Linked DNA regions of Homo sapiens: region 2 is linked to region 1. The links are chromatin loops, found by intact Hi-C in ENCODE. Cell type or tissue: MCF 10A. All regions are shown on one strand. Links, peaks and the distances in the headings refer to the core of each region. The heading gives the core; the rest is flanking DNA. Region 1 overlaps LOC105370121 (a long non-coding RNA gene). Region 2 overlaps ATP8A2 (ATPase phospholipid transporting 8A2).

Region 1 (4,396 bases), core at 81-4,080:
CACCATACAGAGAAGCTTCCTCTCTTTTATTTTTATATTTATCCTTTAAAATATAGTCCTGGGGCCGGGCGCGGTGGCTCACACCTGTAATCCCAGCACTTTGGGAGGCCAAGGTGGGCGGATCACGAGGTCAGGTGATTGAGACCATCCTGGCTAACACGGTGAAACCCCGTCTCTACTAAAAATACAAAAAATTAGCCAGGCGTGGTGGTGGGCGCCTGTGGTCCCAGCTACTTGGGAGGCTGAGGCAGGACAATGGCGTGAACCTGGGAGGCAGAGCTTGCAGTGAGCCAAGATTGCGCCACTGCACTCCAGCCTGGGCGACAGAGCGAGACTCCATCTCAAAAAAATAAAATAAAGTCCCGGAAGAGCAACTGCTGTACATTTATTAGTTCAAGTCAAAATCCTCAGGGACTTGAAAATGGACACTAAATCAGAGGATCTGGAGTGAAATGCCTTGAGAAAGGGTAAGTGGAGAAATGAATGGCCCTTGCGGAGTGAGAAACTGGGTTAAAGCAGTGGGAACAGTCAGAGAAAACAGCCACAAACACTACATCTCCCAAAGACGAAAGCACTTCCCTAGTAGCTGCACAGGAAGGAGGGGCATGAAACATTTATTACTATCGCACTTTTTCAGAAAGCATTTGGCAAAGAGCCACCTGGCCTGACTCCTGGAGGTGCGGCCCTAGTCCCCCCATCCCAGCCCCACTGCCAGGAGGTGCTGCAGAGCACAGAGGCCCTCTAAGTGGGGTCTCTCCAGTGGCAGAAGGCTCTTAGCCATATTGGATGCATCCCATTATGATATTGCATTCTATCTAGCATTAACATTCAAATTGTAAAATCCTAACTCGCTTCTAACTCTGCAATGCACTCAAATATTTAGAATAAATATTTGCCTCAAATTAGGAGGAAGGAAAGAGAAAGCCTATTAAAAGAAAAAAAGGGCCAGGTGCAGTCGCTCACACCTGTAATCCCAGCACTTTGGGAGGCAGAGGCAGGCGGATCACCTGAGGTCGGGAGTTCGAGACCAGCCCGGCCAGCATGGCAAAACCCCATCTCTACTAAAAATACAAAATTAGCCAGGCATGTAATCCCAGCTACTTGGGAGGCTGAGGCAGGAGAATCGCTTGAACCCGGGAGGTGGAGGTTGCAGTGAGCCGAGATTGCACTACTGCACTCCAGCCTGGGCAACAAGAGTGAAACTCTGCTTCAAAATAAAATAAAGAAAAAGAAAAAAAAAAAGAGAGAAATTCTAGCAAATGGAAAAGTCACAGGCTATTTGAAATTTAAAAGTATAATTCTTGGTATGTAGCAATATTTTAACATGGTTCCTTTAAATTTCTTCTCAACTCAATCCAAAATTAAAAAAAAAAAAACCTCAAAAGTTTGGACCTGTATATCCATCCATCCACCTATCTATTCAATCAATAAGGATTTCCTGAGCACCAACGGGATGGCAAGCACTGTGCTTAAGTGTCGAGGATAAAAAGAGAATAACACTTTCTTGCCACTAAAAGAAAGCCTTATAGTCCAGAACAAGAAATGAGACATTTTTCCTTTTCCATGTCCAGTCCCTAGGATATCTTTAATATATTCTCTTTTTCCAATTCTTTTTTTCTGGTGGGGGGGCAGGGTCTTGCTGTTTCACCCAGTCTGGAGTGCAGTGGAGAGATCATGGCTCACTGTAGCCTTGACCTCCTAGGCTCAAACGATCCTCCCAATTCAGCCTCCCGAGTAGCTGGGACTACAAATGCATGGCACCACACCTAAATTTTTGTAGAGACGGAATCTCATTATGTTGCTCAGGCTGGTGTTGAACTCCTGGGCTCGAGCAGTCCTCCCACTTCGACTTCCCAAAGTGCTGGGATTACACGCTTGAGCCACCATGCCCAGTCCTACTTCAGTTATTTTATTAAAAAAGTTATAAAGATAAAAATGTAGTCTGCATTCATGGTCTCTACTTACTCATGTCCCCCATTAAACTATAAAGCCTCTACTGCCTAATGTCGGCCTCTAATCTCTACTGAAACTGCTCTTGCCAAATGAAAATGACAGGGACAATTTCTACTCTTTAAATGACCTCTAGGTGGCACTGGACATAGTTAATAATTTTCTCAATCACACTTCCTCCCTGGATCCTGTCTCTCTTTGGTTTTCCAGTGCGCTCTCTTTTGCTGTTTTTTCTTAAGGTCTGCCCAGTTTTGAGGGATTCCTTCTCAGATCTCTTATCTTATTCTAAGAACTGAAAAATTTTATGCATGCCCATGGCTTAATTCTGCACTATAACCTGGTGGCTTCCAGATTTCCCACTCTAATTGACATCTCTTCCCTTAACACCAGCCTCATATTCCAATTTGTATAAATAGCTCCACTTGGATGTCTCAGAGACATCTCCATGTAATACCCCTAAAACCTAAGCCTCTTTCCCACATACCTGATTCTTCTATTCCCTTCCTAGATGAATGGCAGCCCCATCTATCCCAGTCAGCCTGTGAAAAACCTGGAAGTCACCACTGCTTTATACCCACGCTCATACCTAGGCCCTCTAAATTCAATCTGACCTTGTATCACTCTTGCTTAAAACCAAAGCTCCAAACTGCCTCTCCATCTTCCTCAATATGACATCCAATACAGCTCTTACTACTGTCTAGTCACATTTTCATTATGATCATATTTTAAAATATGTTGCTCCCCACCAAAAGCCATGATGTCCCTTCTTTGCCTCTATATATATTCTAACTGGATAACTTTCCCCTTCCTACCTGGCTAGAGCCTACACATTCATCCAAAGCCTACTCCTATATGCAAACAGGTCAAAAGGAAGTCTTTGATGACCCCTCCCCAAGCTAGACTTCTTTATGCTATAAGAGCAGTAATTTACAGCAGCAAAACTTGTAAACTTGCAGCAAAATAAGTAAACTTGTTTACTTAGTAAACAAGTAATGTTTACTAAGGGCTAACCTGTCACACTGGTTCTTAAATGTGCATAAACATCCCCTGGGAGCCTATGAAAATGCTGGTCTTCAGGGCCCAGTCTGATGCTCAGATCATCTGATCTGGGACTGAGCTCAAGAGTCTACATTTTTAACAAGGTACTCTAAGTGATGCTGACACAGTTGATCAGGGAACCAGATTCTGAGAAACACTGAACTACCGGCTCTCCTCCAATCCACTCACTATGTTGCTACCAAATTAATATTCATAAAATAGCTTTTGTATTAAAACATCAAGTACTTGGCACCAAGCCTGATTGTGTGCTTCACACATACCTGTCAACTAACTTCAATTCAGTGAGGTTGATATTCTCTACAAAGAAGCAGAAGATTACAGGGGTTGACTTGCTCAAACTCTCCTTCCTATTGATAGGATTTAAACTTGAACCTCATTTCAGCCTACCATACCTTGGGTCATTCTCTGTTATAAAAAAACGAATGACCGAAAGTTTCACTGGTACCTCCCTGACAGTCGATGGACTCAAATCCTTGGGTTGGATTCGAAGGCCCTGAGTCTTCCCCTCCTTACTAACTCCCCATACTCCCCACATGAATGCCTCCGATAATTTGCTTAGCAAACACTCCCTTTCCTCTTATAGTTTAAATCTCTCTTCTCCATTGCGTCCCTCTCGAACTGCCAGATACTTGGATCTTCCTTAAATTAAATCACAACATTTTAGAACTGTAAAGGAACATGGCAAACAATGCCTTCATGTAACAGGTGAGGGAATGAGGCCCTGTGGGGAGGTGCCTTTCCCAGAGCCCATTGCAGAGCTGGAACTAGGTCCTGGTTCTCCTGGTCCTTGGGCCAGCACTTTCTCCACAAAAAACACCACCTCCCTTCATTTATTCCAAAAACTACACCTTCCTCTTGTGTGAAGGAGCCTTATGGAGTGATGGAAATGTTCTAAAATGGGATTGAAGTGACAGCTGCAAAACTGTCTATTTACTAAAAATCACTGAATTGTACATTTAAAATGGGTGAATATTAAAGTACGTAAATTATATCTCAATAAAGCTGTTAGAAAATAAAATCTTGCCCTTGGAGAATGAACTACACAATTAGTCAGAAGCAGGCTCCAGCACACAGCAGACAGTGGTGCATCATAGTTATCAGCCTACTGTTTGTCCTCAAGTTAAGGTCCCTGTCCTTCCTTAATCTTTTTTTGAGACGGAGTTTCGCTTTTGTTGCCCAGACTGGAATGCAATGGTGCAATCTTGGCTCACGGCAACCTCCGCCTCCGCCTCCCAGATTAAGCGATTCTCCTGCCTCAACCTCCCAAGTAGCTGGGACTACAGACGCCCACCACCACGCCCGGCCAATTTTTGTATTTTTAGTAGAGACGGGGTTTCGCCATGTTGGCCAGGCTGGTCTTGAACTCCCGGCCCCAGGTGATCCACCT
Region 2 (4,396 bases), core at 274-4,273, 140 kb after region 1:
CCCCTAAGAATTATGTGATCAGCTGTCAATGTGTACAGATGTGACTTAGAAAAGAGGGGTCCTTGGATAGAGTCCTGGGCACTCTAACATTTTGAGGTTAGGGAGATGAGGGTCAACAGAAGGGGCCTGAGAGGATGGCCAGGGAGGTCCCCGGAAACCCGGAGGGAGTGCTCTGAAACTCAGTGTGGAGATGTTCAGGAAGGGGTGGGGTGTACCTGTGCCCAGTGCTGCTGAGCTCAATAAAGATGAGGCTGGAGAACTGTCATGTAAGTGGAGGTCACTGGTGATCTTGAAAAGAGCTGTTAACATATCATTGTGGGGAAGAACGCCTAATAGAGCAGGTGTAAGAGTAACAGGACAGGAACTGGAAACAGCAAGTCCGGAAAACTCTTTTGAGTGAATATTGCAGAAAAGGCAGGGGGAGAAGCAGATCGAGTGGTAGCTGGAGGAAAATGTGAGTTCAAGAGAGGTCGCTTTGTTTTGAGACTGTTCTACAGTCTGACGGCATGAACATCAACGCAGGAAGCTTTTAGGGAGCAGGGGGGAAGGCAGTGATCTGAGAGTAACCGTGAGAAGCAGGGTCCTCCTGGCAGAGCAGTTAAGGCAAGAAGTTTCAGGAATAGTCAGAGGGGTCGGGTTGTGAGGGATCTTGCTGATGATAGGCTGAAAGTTCCAGGAGACAGAGTGGAGGCTCTGAGATGGGGCCTGTTTAGGGTATTTGCATAATGTATGGAGAAGAAAGAGGATCTGCATAGTGTGGGCTCCTGGGGACACTGATGGAAACAGGGGCAGAGGGCCTGACAATCGTGTACTCCCATAAAAATACTAAACAAAGATGTGTGATTTTTAGTGAAGTCTGCTACTTCTCATTATTAAAAAATAAACTAATGATGAAAGGATTGCAGATCACAGTCAGCTTCAAGAGTATATGCTGAGCTGTATACTATTTTTAAAAATAATTCTGGAATATTTTCTTGTCTGAGCCATCTTTGACTCTTATCTTGTTCTGCATATTCAATTGCACTTTGATCAGTTTTAGCTTTCCCCAAATATCTACTTGGTGCCAGTGTGTCTCATTTTACCAAATGATGAAAATCCAAAGATTTGTGACCATGGGGATCCTCTTGCCCGTATAGTGCTTACAGTCTGCTCAGGGTGGAGCCCCTTAGAATGGAAACAAAGTCAGTGACAAATATATATCAGTGCCTTCTATGTGCCCGGCATGGTTCTAGGTGCTAGAGACAGAGCAGGGAACACAGCAGTGTGTCTCACAGAGCTTATGGTCTAGGCAGTGACTACAGTGCACGTGGGAAGAGCTCTCAACTCTCTTCTCTCACCTTGACCCAGATGAGTAAGGAAATTAAGGGTGTACATGTGAATATGGGTGTTGGGGGTTGTGGGAGGGGAGGAGTGGGGACAGAAAGGAAGGAAGTTGTTTTCTATGGACGACAGCATCAGTGCTGTCTATGGCAGAAGCTCTTCCCTATCTTACCGCATTTCTGGACTTAGTGAAAGAACGGGCAGGCAGGAAGTGCACAGACCAAGTGCAGAACCCAGAGGACTACAAATATTCTTTTTTTTTTTTTATTTTGAGCCTGTCGTCAGGCTGGAGTGCAGTGGTGTGATCTCGGCTCACTGCAACCTCCGCCTCCCGGGTTCAAGCAATTCTGCTGCCTCAGCCTCCCAAGTAGCTGGGATTATAGGCTCCCACCACCACACTCAGCTAATTTTTGTATTTTTAGTAGATACGGGGTTTCACCATGTTGGCCAGGATTGTCTCGATCTCTTAACCTCGTGATCCACCCACCTCGACCTCCCTAAGTGCTGGGATTACAGGCGTGAGCCACCGTTTGGACCAGGACTACAAACCTTCTAGAAACTGCCCCTGGAGCCCTCCTCTAAATTCCACACCCAACTCACCCTGCCCTCTGCTGGTCATCAAAGGTATTTTTTAATGTGTGTTTTCTGTTTTTGCCAGAACAACCTGCCCCAAGTTTCAAGGAGGAGAATCAGGGCAGCTGAAAATACAAGCCGTGCTAATGTGAGAATGTAATAGCTGGAGGATATCTCAGAGATGGTCTGATCCCTTCACTTTACAAATGAAAAAAAAATTCGGAGAAATTCCTTACTTGCTGCTTAATTTCTGTCAGGACAAGCTAATTAGCAAGTCCAGTGTGGTTCTTATCATTGCCCACCTGCCTAGTTCAATATCAGATCTAAATGCAACAGAATACGCTCATTGATTCTATATGGTTTTCTCTTCCTTGATAAGAAATAAAGATAATAATCTAATTTCTCCTGCTTCCATTTCCTATACTACCCTTTGTGTGCTCAGTAATTACAGATTTTACTGAACTCTGTCATGGGCAGTTTTTGGACTTGGTCTAATGGTCTAGATTCTGTTTGGAAGTTTCTTAAGGGCAGTATATCTAGGGGTTAAAACCCCAGAATTTAGGGTTAAAGAGAATTGAATTCAGGTTTTAACACTGTCATTTCTACCTATATGGCATTCAAAAGATTCATTTACCTCTGTTACAGATAAAGATAAAAATAAGAATTTGCACTTCATGGGTGGTTGGTAGTGGTCTGTGGGTATGTGCATATAAGTGCATGCACTAACTGACACATTATCAAGATGATATCGACAACATGTTAGATTTCTCCCATGCTGCCCATCGTCATCTAAGGCAAAGTCCTCCAGCTAGGTATTTATCCTATGTAATAGAAGAATTGGCAAAACTTTTGTTATTATTTTCCTTTCTAAATCTAATGATGGAGGCCTAACTAGGAGAGGACCTCATAGTCATCACAGGAGAATTTAAATGTTCTTTTACTGTCATTATCCAGGTGTAAATGATTGCAGAAATAAGCGCTTACTCACCAGGAGCTCTGATTCTGGACAGAGTGTTCATCCTGTAGTGGCTCTGAAGGTCATCACCTTCTGTTGAAAGAAGTCCTGACTACAAGGCCGTCTTCTACCCCACAGGTGGCCAATAAGCACCTCTGCGGACGCCTTCCGTTGTCCAGTAATTGATTTTACATTTACAACGGATGTGTTATCTTAAACCCTCCTCAGAGGTGCCAGCTAGACAAATGGAATATTTTACAGTTATTTTCGAAAAAGTTTTTAAGCATTTATGAGACGAAGTGTATACAGTGCCTCTAAAGAAGGGTCTCTATTCTTCCTCCTTGGATCTTTACATTTACTAAATATAACTTCTGGTCAATACCACACTGGATACAAGATGTTATTTACATCCACTTAGGCTGGGAAAAGTGCTCAGCACAAATGTTAACAACCATTAAGAAGGGCTAAAAATAAAAGTGATCTCACTTCCATGCCTTGGGAGTTTCTCCCCATCATTATCAAGGGCAAACACAGAAACAGGACCTACTCCAGGACAGGAGAGAGCCCTTCCAGGAATAGAGTAAGGAGTGGGGACCTGTCACACCCCAGTGGCTGCCTGGGTCTGCCTGCATAGATCTGTCGTAAAAGTACCTGGATGGCTGGGCACAGTGGCTCATGTCTGCAATCCCAGTACTTTGGGAGGCCGAGACGGGTGGATCATATGAGGTCAGGAGTTCAAGACCAGCCTGGCCAACATAGTGAAACCCTAAAAGTACAAAAATTAGCCAAGTGGTAATGGTGCGTGCCTGTAATCCCTGTAACTCGGCAGGCTGAGGCAGGAGAATGACTTGAGTCTGTGAGGTGGAGGTTGTGGTGAGCCAAGATTGCACCATTGCACTCCAGTCTGGGCAACAGGGTGAGACTCTCTCTCTAACAAAACAAAACAAAGCAAAACAAAACAAAACAGTACTTGAATGGCCAAGCCTGTTGGCTCACGTGTGTAATCTCAGCACTTTGGGAGGCCCAGGTGGGAGGTTCACTTGAGGCCAGGAGTTCGAGACCAGCCTGTACAACATAGTGAGACCCCATCTCTACAAAAAAATTATAAATAGCCAGGCATTGTGGCACATGCCTGTAGTCCCAGCTACTTGAGAGGCTGAGGCAGAAGGATTGCTTGAGCCCAGGAATTTGAGGCTGCAATGAGCTACTGCACCAGTGCATTCCAGCCTGGACAACAGAGCGAGACCCTTCCTCTAAAGAAAAAAAAAAAGAGCACATGAATGATGCTGGTCACTCCCCAGCTGTGGTGGGGGAGGGTTACTGGGCCCAATATTACCATAGATACATGTGTGCTTGTTTATGTGAATAGGTCTCTTGCTCTGACGGTTCATTTCTTCCCTCCCTTACTGCCCCTGTAAAGCTTATCATATAATATTTCATGCTAAAAAGTGATCTAATCCTCATTAACTCTGTTTTTTTTCCAGAGTTTTGCATTTTTTTTTTTGTAATCATTAGTTTATAAATACTGCCCATTTTGCTTTCCATCAC

Evidence for each region. Hi-C counts contacts between places; a loop is a spot of excess contacts. Peaks named below come from ENCODE experiments on the same cell type or tissue, not always from the same donor. Only the 100,000 strongest peaks of a DNase experiment are listed, where the experiment ranks them.
Region 2: a loop joins it to region 1, with 7 times the contacts of the local background. A loop is called at or near these places in 37 of 110 quality-filtered maps.

Annotation. Positions count from the first base shown.
Region 1 is chr13:25,231,059-25,235,454 of GRCh38, forward strand. All of the region lies in intron 1 of LOC105370121 (a long non-coding RNA gene), which reads right to left. Among named protein-coding and RNA genes, the nearest start is that of LINC01053, 52 kb to the left of the region's middle. In MCF 10A, for the core only: a CTCF peak has its summit at 2,099 (motif pointing right); no DNase peak of the experiment used is centred there.
Region 2 is chr13:25,374,013-25,378,408 of GRCh38, forward strand. The region is part of intron 1 of ATP8A2 (ATPase phospholipid transporting 8A2); the gene reads left to right. Among named protein-coding and RNA genes, the nearest start is that of ATP8A2, 4.2 kb to the left of the region's middle. In MCF 10A, for the core only: a CTCF peak has its summit at 1,913 (motif pointing left); a DNase peak (open chromatin) is centred at 1,919.